Regions from separate parts of the Homo sapiens genome. Here regions 2, 3, 4 and 5 are each linked to region 1. The links are chromatin contacts, found by Hi-C or POLR2A ChIA-PET in ENCODE. All regions are on one chromosome and are shown on one strand. The core of a region is the stretch at or near the end of the contact, and the rest is flanking DNA. Distances in the headings are between cores, read along the strand shown.

The links. Hi-C counts contacts between places; a loop is a spot of excess contacts on that map. ChIA-PET counts read pairs that join two places held with the same protein, here RNA polymerase II (POLR2A). Pooled maps may share reads with other maps.
Region 2: a loop to region 1 is called in a map of naive thymus-derived CD4-positive, alpha-beta T cell, with 8 times the contacts of the local background. The contact joins the promoter of DGKZ here to the promoter of MADD in region 1. A Hi-C loop is called at or near these places in 1 of 168 maps with a recorded cell type or tissue (naive thymus-derived CD4-positive, alpha-beta T cell), 1 of 37 single-sample maps with no recorded cell type and 8 of 50 pooled maps.
Region 3: a pooled map shows a loop between it and region 1 (11-fold over the local background). The contact joins the promoter of ATG13 here to the promoter of MADD in region 1. A Hi-C loop is called at or near these places in 1 of 37 single-sample maps with no recorded cell type and 9 of 50 pooled maps. POLR2A ChIA-PET finds 5 or more read pairs at or near these places in 2 of 52 experiments (GM12878 and activated CD8-positive, alpha-beta memory T cell).
Region 4: a pooled map shows a loop between it and region 1 (6-fold over the local background). The contact joins the enhancer-like site here to the promoter of MADD in region 1. A Hi-C loop is called at or near these places in 4 of 50 pooled maps. POLR2A ChIA-PET finds 5 or more read pairs at or near these places in 2 of 52 experiments (OCI-LY7 and T-cell).
Region 5: a loop to region 1 is called in a map of B cell, with 29 times the contacts of the local background. The contact joins the promoter of ARHGAP1 here to the promoter of MADD in region 1. A Hi-C loop is called at or near these places in 4 of 168 maps with a recorded cell type or tissue (B cell, CD4-positive, alpha-beta T cell and naive thymus-derived CD4-positive, alpha-beta T cell), 6 of 37 single-sample maps with no recorded cell type and 13 of 50 pooled maps. POLR2A ChIA-PET finds 5 or more read pairs at or near these places in 1 of 52 experiments (H1).

The regions. Positions count from the first base shown.
Region 1 is chr11:47,268,855-47,271,415 of GRCh38, forward strand. MADD (MAP kinase activating death domain) reads left to right here and starts at 1,279. Exons shown (of 37, transcript NM_001376571.1): 1 at 1,279-1,392. It overlaps NR1H3 (nuclear receptor subfamily 1 group H member 3), which reads left to right. Exons shown (of 10, transcript NM_005693.4): 10 at 1-179. MADD-AS1 (MADD antisense RNA 1) reads right to left here. Exons shown (of 3, transcript NR_120569.1): 2 at 2,225-2,287; 3 at 1,803-2,126. RefSeq lists enhancers at 461-570, 1,044-1,338 and silencers at 721-830, 1,041-1,570.
Region 2 is chr11:46,346,181-46,348,741 of GRCh38, forward strand. It overlaps DGKZ (diacylglycerol kinase zeta), which reads left to right and starts at 1,283. Exons shown (of 31, transcript NM_001199267.2): 1 at 1,283-1,640. The coding sequence starts at 1,480. RefSeq lists enhancers at 16-85, 156-205, 2,109-2,561 and silencers at 990-1,469, 1,570-1,619, 1,582-1,795, 2,432-2,561.
Region 3 is chr11:46,616,266-46,618,826 of GRCh38, forward strand. It overlaps ATG13 (autophagy related 13), which reads left to right and starts at 1,288. Exons shown (of 19, transcript NM_001346311.2): 1 at 1,288-1,625. HARBI1 (harbinger transposase derived 1) reads right to left here and starts at 962. Exons shown (of 3, transcript NM_173811.4): 1 at 859-962; 2 at 1-116. RefSeq lists an enhancer at 1,095-1,274 and a silencer at 1,254-1,548.
Region 4 is chr11:46,669,904-46,672,464 of GRCh38, forward strand. ATG13 (autophagy related 13) reads left to right here. Exons shown (of 19, transcript NM_001346311.2): 19 at 2,352-2,561. The coding sequence ends at 2,429. Among named protein-coding and RNA genes, the nearest start is that of ARHGAP1, 29 kb to the right of the region's middle. Within about 2 kb of position 1,273, at least 9 of the 41 ENCODE cell types and tissues checked have a DNase peak (open chromatin) inside an H3K27ac peak, as active enhancers do.
Region 5 is chr11:46,699,324-46,701,884 of GRCh38, forward strand. It overlaps ARHGAP1 (Rho GTPase activating protein 1), which reads right to left and starts at 1,296. Exons shown (of 13, transcript NM_004308.5): 1 at 1,228-1,296. ZNF408 (zinc finger protein 408) reads left to right here and starts at 1,708. Exons shown (of 5, transcript NM_024741.3): 1 at 1,708-1,776; 2 at 2,076-2,353. The coding sequence starts at 1,725. RefSeq lists a silencer at 1,052-1,171 and an enhancer at 1,502-1,791.

The DNA.
Region 1 (2,561 bases), core at 29-2,528:
TGTGGCTACTGAGCAGTGGAGCCCTCGCTAACACTGTGCTGTGTCTGAAGATCATGCTGACCCCACAAACGGATGGGCCTGGGGGCCACTTTGCACAGGGTTCTCCAGAGCCCTGCCCATCCTGCCTCCACCACTTCCTGTTTTTCCCACAGGGCCCCAAGAAAAATTCTCCACTGTCACTCTGTGGTATGGCCATAAATGCCTCAGCGCCGCCTCACTGATAGGTCTGGTACTGTTTGAACAGGAAGATCAAAATGAATACAAAATGAGAGAAACCAATTTCTGGATTGGGGGTGGGGACACGGTAATAGAGGAGGAAGCCTGCGATCTTTAGGATCCGCCTCCAGGCCCAGAGGAGGGAGAGTCACAAATGACAGCCTTGGCCGTGAGAGGGGGCCTCTTCTTACTAACCCCCACTGCGCCATATGGGTAAATGGAATGCTGAGGCTTAGGCGCCCCCTTCCCCTGCTGGGATCCGGGTAGGATCCGGTTGCCTTTCTGCGGTGGAGGAGGAAGTGTTGGATTTCAGCGCTAAGGCGTCGGCGGTGCACCTCACGTGCATGTGTAGCATGCCTTGGTTTTTCCTTTGGCATCTGAAAAAGGCACAACCTGAAAGACCTAGAACCCAGTGTCGGTCCCCAGGCCCTTTGGGACAGGAAGAGAAGAGCCGTGTGGCCGCGGGGAGGATGTCCTGAGGCGGGGCTGTCCTCGCGGACTGACTGGACTCCATCTCCCAGCGGGCGCCGCGGCGCGGCCACGCCCCCCCACTCCCCGCGCGCGCCCGGTGGAGGTAACCGCGGCCGCGCGCCCCCCTCTGCCCCCGCTGCCCAGGATTGGTAGGCTCCACCGCTCGGCAGCCGGCTTCCCTGCTCGGACGCCGAGCACCGCCAAAGCGCGTGAGTGGGGGGTGGGGACTGGGGGATGGGGAGCCCGTCAGGAAGTCTCAGGGGCCGATTATCTTGGGAAGTGACTTTCAGAGGAATCCCCATGTCGTCGAAACGGGCGCTATGACCCCGTCGGGTGAGAGTCTCTCTGAGCAACCCAAACAGAAGGTACTGCTGTGGGTCCCCCACTTGGCACGCGACGGCGCTGGGTCGGCCTGGCGCGCCCTCCCGCGCCCACGGGCGCTAGGCTAGGTCTGTGCGCAGCCGCTGTCTCCCGAGGTCGGCCCCGCCCCGCGGCGCTCGGCTCGGTGCAGCCCCGGCCCCCCGGGCTGAATGGTACGGCCCCGGCCCCGGCCTCCCCCTCCGCACCCCGCGCGAGTGGTGCGTGCCCCCCAGTGCAGACGCGGAACTGGCGCCCGCTCGGAGCGGCGCCGCGCTGGGGAGCGACTGACGCCCCGCTGCCGGGGGACGTCGGGCTGGGCCTGGCCAGTCCCCCAGAGCTTGGGAGGTAGGAGAGTCTGGGCCGGTGGGGTCCTGGGCGAGCGTCTGGGGACTCCGAGCGGGAGACGGGCTCTGAGAGGACACCGTGGCTCTTGGAGGAAGGGGTCTCTCAGGAGGCCCTGGGGGAGTGTGAAGGGGCGTGGGGACGGGGGTCTGCCGAGGAGGGGCGGGGACGGGGATGGGGGCGCCCCGGGCAGAGGAGGGGGCTCAGGCTACTGGGCTTGGTTCCTGCCGAGCGGGCGGCTCGGGTTCAGGTTCGGGGCGGGGGCGGGGGCGGGGGAGAACTGTCCAGCAGGTGAGGGGGCGGGCAGAGCTGGCCAGCCCTGGGGCCGAACCCGCACAGCGCTTGGCGGGTGTGCTTGTGCGTGTGCGTGCTTGCGCCTTATTTTTGGCTAGAATTTGGAGAAACACGTTTGGTTCTCAAGAAATTTTTTTTTTAACTTGATATTTCAAAATTGACTTGCTGGAGAGAGAACACCATTTCATCTTTCTGCAATCGCTCTCCTCCCCATCCTCGTGTATCTACCTTCTTCCACCTTTCCCTGCCCTCCCCTCTACCCCAACCCTGCCAGCTGCCAGCCTCCTTGCTCCAGTTCTCCCATACGCTGGACCAGTCTGTGCTGATGAGCTTGCAAGGTCACTGCCTGGGGAGGTAGAGGAGGGGAGGAGAGCCTCCTGTTGTGTTCACGTCAGCAGAGATGTCATATCGCTCTCTGGTTCCTGTGGTTTTACTGTGAGATCCTGTCCAAAATGAGGGACGAATCCAAAGGGTTGGTTAGCATGGCTATTTCTGCTGAAAAGGCATAGATAACTTAAAAGTTTGTGAATCCTAAATCTACCTCTGGGTGGAGCTGATGGTGATGTCGGACTTCAGCAGATAGATATGCATTTTGAGCTGGATGCTTTTGGAATACAGGAAGATAGGAACCAGAGGCTCTACGTTAGTAAACATGGTTGAGGCAAGAGGCAGAGTCGGAGCCTCGTTGGTTGTGAAGACAAGAGTGTGAGTTGTGGGTGATGTTAGAGGATTTAGTCTTTAGAGGAGTTAAAGGTGTTAGTCTTTTTGGGGAGGGGAGAGAGGAGAGAATGAGAAGGAAAATCTTAGTTATCTTTGCAATCTGAATAACTGAAGGCAGTGGCTGCTGATCAGATGTGAACTCTGGCTAAAAATTTATC
Region 2 (2,561 bases), core at 33-2,532, 920 kb before region 1:
TCACAGCCCTAAGCATTGGCTATTTGCGGCTGACTAAGGCTGGAAAACGGGCTGCCAGAACCCAAGAGGGGAGGATGAAAGCGAAGGTGACACAGGATGTGGCTTGGCAGAGAGGCGTGCACACAGAAGTAGTGGGCAGCTGGTGTGGGCAGCAGGGTGGTAGGGTTTGGGGAGGTGGAAGACCATGCTTCCCAGCTCCTGGCCTCCCTTCGTCAGCCCTGCGGGGGCCATCAGAAACAGCCCCGGTGTGTGTGATGGCTGTGCCCCTACAGGTGACTGCTTGGGTTCCAATTGCTCTCATTTCTGGAGGGGGACGGCCTCGGCTGCATTGTGGGGTGTCTTTGTGTGTGCATGTGAGGTATATTTCTGGATGGGAGTGTGTGCATATGCACACACATACATATGTGTGAGGGATGTGGCAACCGGTAACCATTGTCCTGGGAGTATTTGTATGTAGGAGAAAGGTGTGTGTTCTGTGTGGGCATGTGTGCTTGTGAATGGGAGTGTGGTACCTGTTGTCCTTCTGTGTATTTGTGAGTGTGTAAGGGCTGTGCAGGTGATTCCCGTAGCATATGAGATCTATAGGTTCTGTTGAATACTATGTCAGGAAAATGCGATGTGTTGGGCCTGGGTGAGAAGGTTGGAAACCATTGTGAATAGCTGTGGAAGGATGACTTTGTAGGAGAAACTTGTGAGTTCTTTGTTGGTGTGTGTGCGAGTCATTAAGTGACTTTGGTCACTGAGTGCGAGAGGCTGGGGTGGGAAGTGTTCGTTTAAGTAATGAGTGGGCATAATTGTGTAAGGGATGTGTTTGTTCTGCGTGCATGGGGAGCACTGTGTGACTTTTGTTCCCCTGGGTGCGATTTGGGGGAGCCAAGGAGGTATGGGTGGAGATTGTGAGTGGCTATGAGTAGGGTGTGCGAGAGCGGAGGGGAGGTGGTGACAGCAGCCCTCGCGAGTGTACACTTGTGAGCGTGCAGTTGTTTGGTAGCGGAGGGATCGGGGGAGGAAAGATGCGCGTCTGGATGCGCGCAGTGCGAGTGTGCCAGGCCGGGAGATTCAGTCCCATCCAGGCGGGCCGGGCCGGGCTGGGGGCAGGGCTTTCTGCTGCCCCGCCCATTCGTCGCCCCGCCCCTCGGACCGCCCCAGCGGGCTGCAGCGCAGCGGGCGTCCGGCAGAGGGCGCTGCGGGCCCGGTGCCACCGTGCGGCCGAGGGGGCGTGCTCGGCGGCGGGCAGGCAGCGGCCCGGCCAGCTATGCGGGGTCCTGCGGCCGCGGCTGGCGGCACTTCCTGGAGCGGCGGCGGCAGCGGCTTCCCGGGCACCTGGGCGTGGGGAGCGGGGGCGCGCGGCGCGGGGCGGGCGGAGCGAGCGCGCGCCATGGAGGTGGCGGGCGGCGCGGAGCGGGCGTGCTGAGCCCCGGCCGCCGGCCCGGCATGGGCGTCTCCCGCGGGCCCTCCGCCGGCCGGGGCTAGGGCCGGATGGAGCCGCGGGACGGTAGCCCCGAGGCCCGGAGCAGCGACTCCGAGTCGGCTTCCGCCTCGTCCAGCGGCTCCGAGCGCGACGCCGGTCCCGAGCCGGACAAGGCGCCGCGGCGACTCAACAAGCGGCGCTTCCCGGGGCTGCGGCTCTTCGGGCACAGGTGAGCGGGGCGGCGGCGGGGCAGGCACCGAGGCACCGGCAGGTTACCGCTCCCTCACCGGGGGACATTCCTCGGCCACTGGGGGTCCGGGCCACTTCGGTACTGACACTGAGTCGGGGAGAGGCTGGCACCGGCGGCACGAGCCGTCTTGGCGTGGGCACCCACTGGGAGTCATCCCCCAGGGCCGGGACACGGGCGGGATCGGTCGGCTTGGCACTGTCACCGGGTGGGGGTCATTCCCTGGCACCGGCAGTCTAGTGCGCCTCATGTGTAGTACCGTGGGAGGATCGGCTCCCAACCCTCCAGCAGGAAGATGGAATCACCCCAGCCCCCGGCACAAGCAGGTTGGGCCCCCAGGACTGGTCACCCACGCCTTCTTGGCACTGATAGAACAGGGCCTCTCTGAGCCTCCTGGCACCACTGAGGTGGGGATCACACCGCCCTTTGGACTTTCGTGGGACCAGGTTGCCTACCATCACTGCGTGGCATCTGCAGAACGTAGCCCCGTTGATACCGTCACCACACATGGCTTGTCCCCAAGCTCTGGTCACTGGTTTAATTGTTTAACATGTTAAGCTTCTCCTTGGGGTTGGGGGTGCCTGATCATCTGCCCTACCTTGCTCTTAATTAGCAGAGAGACCCCAGCCCATCCCTCTGCTAGGCAGGCAGCATGTCTCCCTCTACCCTCTTCCAGCCCATGCTGGGAAAGGGATGGGGTGGGCTGGAGTCTGGAATCTGCTGGCTGTTCAAGCTTCATCTTGCCCCCTCCCCCAGCACTCCAAATGTCACCATCTTGTGCCTGTGACAGAGCTTTGACCAGGACTCTAGCGGGGAACCGGGGGGAGAGTGTGGAAAGACTGAGTGCAGGCAGTTCATGGCAAGTGTGCTGCTCTTGGTCGTGAGCCGCTGCCTGCCCTGGTA
Region 3 (2,561 bases), core at 38-2,537, 650 kb before region 1:
TGCTTTTTCTGAACTGTTCCCAATGAAGATGTTGGTGCAAGAACGTATTTTTAAGAAAGTATCAGAATCCAACAGCTAACCACAGTTAAATGGCTCTGCCATTTATAATCTTCTCTCTGTAAATGTTAAAAGAAAAAACATTAGGAACCTACCAAAGACTTTAAAGTGACTCAAAGGCTGGAGCAGCTCCTTTTCTACAAATTTCCATTTTGTTGAGGCAAAACGTACTGTACTTACAACTCCGGATTTTTCTCCACTAACTCATGGCTGCACGACAGGCTTGCTCTGATTCAAGGATAATGGGAATTCAATCTTTGTGGCTCATTTAATGCTTGGCATTTCAATTGAGAACACCAAAAGAATAATGGAGGTGATGACATAATTATTCACAAGGTAAAAGAGGTCGGCTTCTAACTATATAGGCCAAGAAGCAGCTGACATATGTCATAACCACCTTGGGTAAGAATTGGTCACGGGTTTCATTATCCAAAGACTTCTGGTTTCACCTGACAAATACAGGACAGATGCTGGGGTGTTCAAACCAGTCTAACAAGAAAAGAAGGGGCAAAAAAAAAAAAAAAAAAAAAAAAAAAAAAACAACCAAAGTCCACAACCCAGCCTTATGGACGTACACTGTGTGCTGTAACAAAAGGCTTTTCCCTCACTCCAAGAACTCCAAATCGTGAACCTGAGGGCCAGGAAGTACGGAAGACCAGACACATTGGAAGTCGGGAGCGAAAAAGAGGCTGGCCGAACCAGGTTTGGGAAGCGACTCTGCCACTTTTAAAGGGCACCCTAAAAACGGATGTCAAAGTCTGATTGCGCCGGCCACTCAGTTAGCCCAGGCCCGTCACCCACCTCTCCGCGGCTGCCAGGTTACCAGCCACACTTCCCACCCACCCAGCCGGGTTGGGCCCTCCTCCGGAACCGGCGACTGCACAGAGGCCGCCACGGCGCGCAACAGCGGCACCGCCCCTTCCGCGTCAGCGCCCGCCCCGCGCCGCGCCCTCACTGCCGCTGCCGCGGCTACCTGCGGTTCATCTCCGCACATTCCACACGCGGCCCAAACGGTCTCTCTCTCTCTCTCTCAAACACCGCCTTTCCGTCTTTGTTTTATCTTGAGTAGCTTAGAAAGATTGGAGAAGAAAGCTTACGTGGAATGAAAATCAACTTTTATGGATATTTTGAGGACTAAAAGAATAAATAGGGCGTCCGTACTGTAGCGAAAGTGCGACTAAGGTTAGGCATCTGGATTTCCCCCGTAGCCCTCTTTCACCCCCCCCCCCCGGCCATTACCGAAGCGGATGAAAACAAACACTAACGATGGCGGCGCCGGGAAGCGACCGGCTGCTGGGCTTAAGGCGGGAGTGACCGCTTAACCAGTGAGGGAAGCACTGAAGAGCGCCAGTCGACGTGGGTGCGACAACTCGCGGAGTCTTAGGAGCAAAACGTCTGGGGCCTGCGAGCCAGGACCCTTCTGAAGCCTTAGGTGTCTATCGGCGACGTGTACGGTCACTGCAGCTCCGGAGCGCGGAACCCTCAGCCAGGAGGCGCGGCTGGTCGGTCCCAGGTCCCGGCCTCCGTAATGAGAGCCCGGAACCACTCTTTGTGCCGCAGCTTCGCAGGTACTAACTTTTGCGGGGGATACCCCAAGATCTCTCAGCGCCCCCGGGTGGGAGGCTGTGGATCTGCGGCCCCTTGGCTGCTGCTTCGTGGAAGTAGAAGGGATTAGCCACGGTTCAATCCCCTGGGCCCCTGAGTTTTCTGTGGGAAGTTGAGTTGGTCTAGGCCCCGTTGGCCCCTGCTTGTTTGGCAGAGAATCCCCTCCACCCCAGAGCTTTCCTCTCCACTTTTTCAGCTCCTTGGGTTAGGTCGTCAGGCGTTTTGGAGGTAATTTGGGGGGCCATAACTCCGGGGTTGGGTGCCAATATGAGTGAGGTAGGTTTTCATTCAATCAAGATTTGCTGAGTGCCAAATATGTACTCCGCGTGTAGGTGAGGGTGACTGTTGACTAGTGAAAAAAGGGACCCATGGTTCACGACTGTCTTCTTACTGGCAGTGGAACGACCTGTGGAAACCTGTGATCCATTCTCATTAAATAAATCTCTGGGTAAGTGGCTAAGCACCTTCTTGAGCTCATCACTAATTCTTCCCAGTTTTCACTTTTCCAGTGAGTTCCCAGTTAGCCTGGTCAATTCAGCGTAGCATTTCACTTTTGGTATTTCTTCGTTCTCTGGCCACCCCGCAGCCAAAAAGAAAAAAGAGATTTTAAAAAATTACCTATTTTCTCATTACACTTAGTTTAAAACTCATCTCCTAAGGTGATAGAATTTATTGGACACCTTTAGTGGGAGATGTATTATAATAAGAAACAACAAGCTCTTCCTTTACACTAAATTAGCTTCCAGATTTTGTGTGTTGTTTTATGACTGTTAGTCCTTTTCATGTGTGCATGTAGTGGCTCCAGCTCAATTATGAGGTTTTTTTTTTGTTGTTTTCAACTCTCCATTTATCAGCTCAGGAGAAGTCTTTTAGTTTTTTAGATTTTAAAATTTTTATTA
Region 4 (2,561 bases), core at 23-2,522, 600 kb before region 1:
TCTGTGTTCTTGCTCTTTCCTCAGAGAGCTCACTCCGTCATCTAGCAGTTCTCACACTTGACCAGATGTCCTGATACTGATTATAATGACCCCATCTCTGCTTAGGGCATTTCCTCTTCCTGCCTCTGAGGGGCAGAAGAGTGCCCCGCACAAGCCACAAACTGGGTGCCCCATGCCAGGAGATGTCCCTCTTTGAGGTGGAATGATCACCTCCTAAATAGATATTAAGATCCTATGGTAGCTGCCCTGGATTTGCTTTAAGGAGAAAAGCATGCCCAGTAATAACAATACAGTAATAGCCAGGTGCAGTGGCTCACGCCTGTAATCCCAGCACTTTGGGAGGCCAAGGCAGGCAGATCACAAGGTCAGGAGTTCGAGACCAGCCTGGCCAACATGGTGAAACCCCGTCTCTACTAAAAATACAAAAATTAGCCAGGCATGGTGGCGGGCACCTGTAATCCCAGCCACTCGGGAGGCAGAGGCAGGAGAATCACTTGAACTTGGGAGGTGGGGGTTGCAGTGAGCCAAGATTGGATCACTGCACTCCAACCCGGGTGACAGAGTGAGACTCCATCTCAAAAAAAAAAAAAAAAAGTAATAATTACTACTACCAAGACCTTTTGGGCCAGGCACAGTGGCTCACACCTGTAATCTCAGCACTTTGGGAGGCTGAGGAGGCCTTCACTTGAACTCAGGAGTTTAAGACCAGCCTGAGCAACATGGTGAAACCCTGTCTCTACAAAAAGTACAAAAAATTAGCTGGGCGTGGTGGCATCCGTCTGTAGTTCCAGCTGCCTTGGGAGGTGGAGGCAGGAGGATTGCTTGCTTGAGCTGGGGAAGTCAATGCTGGAGTGAGCCATGTTTGCGCCACTGCCTCTAGCCTAGGTGACAGAGTGAGACCCTGTCTCAAAAACAAATAAATAAATAAATAAAAATCAAGGCTTTTTGAGTGCCAGGCATTTTTCTAAGTGTTTTACATGAATCTTCAACAGCCCTAAGAGGTAAGTTTTCTCATCCCAGTTTACAGATGAGAAAACCAACAATGATTAGCTTGCTCATAGTCACACAGACCCAGGCAAAACAAAGCTTTGCTTGATCTTAGAGGATCTGGTTCCTCAATTTAGCCTTTTAACCACTAAACTCCCTTGCCTATCATGACATGCACTTGGAAGAAAGTGTGGCTCCAATTCTCTCAACTGATGCCACAGCCGTAGCCAGTTCTGAGGCCTCCCTCTCCTTTCAGGAAGCTGCACCCAAACCACCCTCAGCTGTTGGTGTCTCCAGGCCACATTAAAAACTCTGAGGCAAGAGACTCTCCACGCTCCCTTGTGGTCGTGTTTAAACCCCTACTGGCAGGAAATTGTGATGGTGAAACTCTGCAGATGCAGCTTCTGTTCATTTAGTCATCAGTAGAGACGCATTTTTATTAATAGTTGATACTCTAGGACAGTTAAACTTCTCACAGTTCTGTTTTCCTCTGCTTCTGTCTTTACCATTCTCTCTCAATCTCTAACTCACCCCTTCCTCAGCTGGTATAAAGATAACAGATTCTGGCCGGGTGCAGTGGCTCATGCCTGTAATCCCAGCACTTTGGGAGGCCGAGGCGGGTGGATCACAACATCAGGAGTTCAAGACCAGCCTGGGCAACATGGTGAAACCCTGTCTCTACTAAAAATACAAAAAATTAGCTGGGCTTGGTGACGGGCGCCTCAGGAGGCTACTCAAGCTACTCAGGAGGCTGAGGCAGAGAATTGCTTGAACTCGGGAGGCGGAGGTTGCAGTGAGCTGAGATCACACCACAGCACTCCAGCCTGGGTGACAGAGCGAGACTCTGTCTCAAGAAAAAAATTTAAAAATACAGATTCCTAGGCCTTACCACAGACCTGCTACTGTGTCAGAATGTCAGTAGTATAGTGGGGCCACCTGGTTCACATTCCCCCCAGGGGGTCCCGATGCCCAGCAAAGGGTGTGAAGAAATCTTTTGTAAACTGTTTAATTTGTAGAGCTGTACACTTGGTATTTTATTCTAGTGTCAGTCAGATCTGTGCCAGGGATATTTCATGTTTAATTTCTGAATCATCTTGCTCTTGTGGTCCTTTTCTCTTTTGTTAAGTGTGTGGCCCACTTGGACTCCCAAGGCCGTTCCATTAATCCTCCAGCCCCTGCAAAGCCCTGATGCATATACCCCTCCCTACCCTGTGCCTACGCAGCTGCCCTGCGTTCTCCCACTTGCTCGGCCCAGCTAGGGCTGAGCTTCGTCTTGCTTGCTGCCTCCCCTCTTCGGGACTGGGCTGGCTGCCTCCTCAAGGCCCTGCCTGAATAAACGGCTCTTCCCTCTCTTTCCGGTACAGGACTCATTACCAGAGAAGCTGGCTGTGCATGAGAAGAATGTCCGCGAGTTTGATGCCTTTGTGGAAACCCTGCAGTAAAAGTATCCTTGAGTCCCAGCAGCACCCCCTTTTTGTGGCCCCAGGGCATAAGCAGCCTCCCATGCATCAGCTGCTCCCACCCCTCATCCTGCTCTGAGCCAGGTGGAAGGGAGGCTGGCTTCTCCCATGGGG
Region 5 (2,561 bases), core at 46-2,545, 570 kb before region 1:
TATATAGGACCATGAACTGGGGACACAAACTCAACCTCACGATAGCACTGATGAGGCATGTTCTACTAAGCTCATTTTACAGTGAGGAAAGAGAGGACCAGCCGGGCACGGTGGTTCACGGCTGTAATCCCAGCACTTTGGGAGGCCGAGGCGGGCGGATCACAAGGTCAGGATTTGGAGACCAACCTGGCCAAGATGGTGAAACCCCATCTCTACTAAAAATACAAAAATTAGCCGGGTGTGGTGGCGCGCGCCTGTACTCCCAGCTACCTGGGAGGCTGAGGCAGAAGAATCGCTTGAACCCGGGAGGCGGAGGTTGCAGTGAGCCGAGATCACGCCACTGCACTCCAGCCTGGGCGACAGAGTGAGACTCCGTCTAAAAAAAAAAAAAGAAAAGAAATCATATTCTCAACGTTGGAATCGGCCTCCCAGTTGCAAATCCCACCACAATACAACAGCAATTACAACTCTCAACTACAATTATGTTTGCATAGAGCTTCACGGTTTACAAAGCCCAGGTTACGTTTTGCAATTATCCTGTTTCACAGATTAAGAAGTTGAACTGAGGCCGGGCGCAGTGGCTCACGTCTATAATCCCAGCACTTTGGGAGGCGGGGGCGGGAGGATCACGAGGTCAGGAGTTCGAGACCAGCCTGGCCAACATGGTGAAACCCTGTCTCTACTAAAAATACAAAAATTAGCCGGGCGTGGTGGCGGACGCCTGTAATCCCAGCTACTCAGGAGGCTGAGGCAGGAGAATCGCTTGAATCCGGGAGGCGGAGGTTGCAGTGAACCGAGACTCCAGCCTGGGCAATAAGAGTGAAACTCCGTCTTAAAAAAATAAATAAGTTGAACTGAAAGCGTGGCCTAATAAGTGGCAAGGAGGAACACTTCCCCCAAATTTCTTCTTCTTAGTGCTTTGCCAGATCAGATCTGGGAGATTTCCCCCTCCCGCCGGCTTGCTGGATGACAGCGATCCGGCCTGGACTCTGCCCTGGGGAAGGCAGGAAGAAGGTAGTGAAAATGATTAAGTCCTCTTATTGCAGGCGCCAAAATGGGGCAGAAACCCTGCAGGAAGGCCAGGCCTCTGAGCCCAGTTCCACCCCCGTTCCCCTCCTCGGATCTGCTCCGGTCCTCCCCATCCGGACCCCATCCCTTCGGACGACCTGGCCAGCTCCTTTCCTTTCCCCATCCCCACCCGGGGAGACCCCGCGCCCAGCAGCTCACCGCGCTCGGGCACTGCTCCCTCTGCCACGCCTGTCAAGGCTCGGCAAACATCCGGCTCCGCGGTGGAACGGGAACCGCCCCCTCCCGCTCTCTTCTATCCCCAACCATTTCCGCCACACCTCCAACCCACTTCCGGCCCCAAACATGGCCTTTCCAGGAGCCCCGCCCACTTCCTGCACATGCCCGCCTAAGTTCCTGCCTCGGGGAGGTAACAGCATAACTGTCCGACTCGTCGCTCCCAAAGAGATGGCTGGAACAATTAGTTCCGCTTTCCCAGCTAGTCGAATCACTGGTGCACCTCCGGAATCCGAGGTTCGCATTGCTCTCGGACAGAGTTCTGCCTCCCCAGTACTCCCAAACTCCCAGTCCTGTGCACCAATGAGGTCCAGCTCTGAGGCTTCTTTCCTGAGAAAAAAATTTGGAAGTCCGTGACTGTTTCCTGGAGGAGCTGAGAAGAGGAAGCTCACTTCCGGCGTAGGGAGGCTTTCTGACCCGGAATGGAGGAGGCGGAGGAGCTGCTCTTGGAGGGGAAGAAGGCGCTGCAACTCGGTGAGTGACCTGCGATGTCCGCGACCCTCAACCTTGGCCCAGGTGGATCTGACGCTCTGTGGTCAGCTTTCTCCTCAGTCTTCTCTCCTCCGGATCCCAGGATCCTCCAGTGCCCTCAGAGTCGCTGGGGGCTTCTGAAGAGCCCTTGAGCCTCCTCAAAACTTTCAGGGCCCTCCTTAGAGCCCTCACCTGTCCCTCGGGCTCCGCAGGCCCACCTGGACCTGCGGTTTCCTCCCACACTTTTCCCCACCTCCCACCTTCTTGGGTGGCTCCCTCACTGTCTTCCCTTCTCTCTGCAGCCCGCGAGCCGCGCCTGGGCCTGGACTTAGGATGGAACCCTTCCGGAGAAGGCTGTACGCAGGGCCTCAAAGACGTCCCACCCGAGCCGACCCGAGACATCCTCGCTTTAAAGAGCCTTCCCCGGGGCTTGGCCCTTGGCCCCTCACTCGCCAAGGAACAGCGCTTGGGGGTCTGGTGTGTCGGGGACCCCCTGCAGCCCGGCCTGCTGTGGGGGCCGCTGGAAGAGGAGTCTGCCTCCAAGGAGAAGGGCGAGGGAGTAAAGCCACGGCAGGAGGAGGTATTGAAGGATAGAGCGACTTCCCTCCGCCCTTGAAAATGTAGGGGAGGTTTGGACATTGCTAGACAGCTTTTCAATTTGAAGAAAGAGAGTATTTCAAGAGATAGGAGATAGTCTTGTCCCTTCTCTTCAGGACTGTCTCCTCTCAGCAGCAGTAGTTAAAGAATCGAGGTTTGAAAAGTTGTTGAAAGCTGGAATCATACAGTGT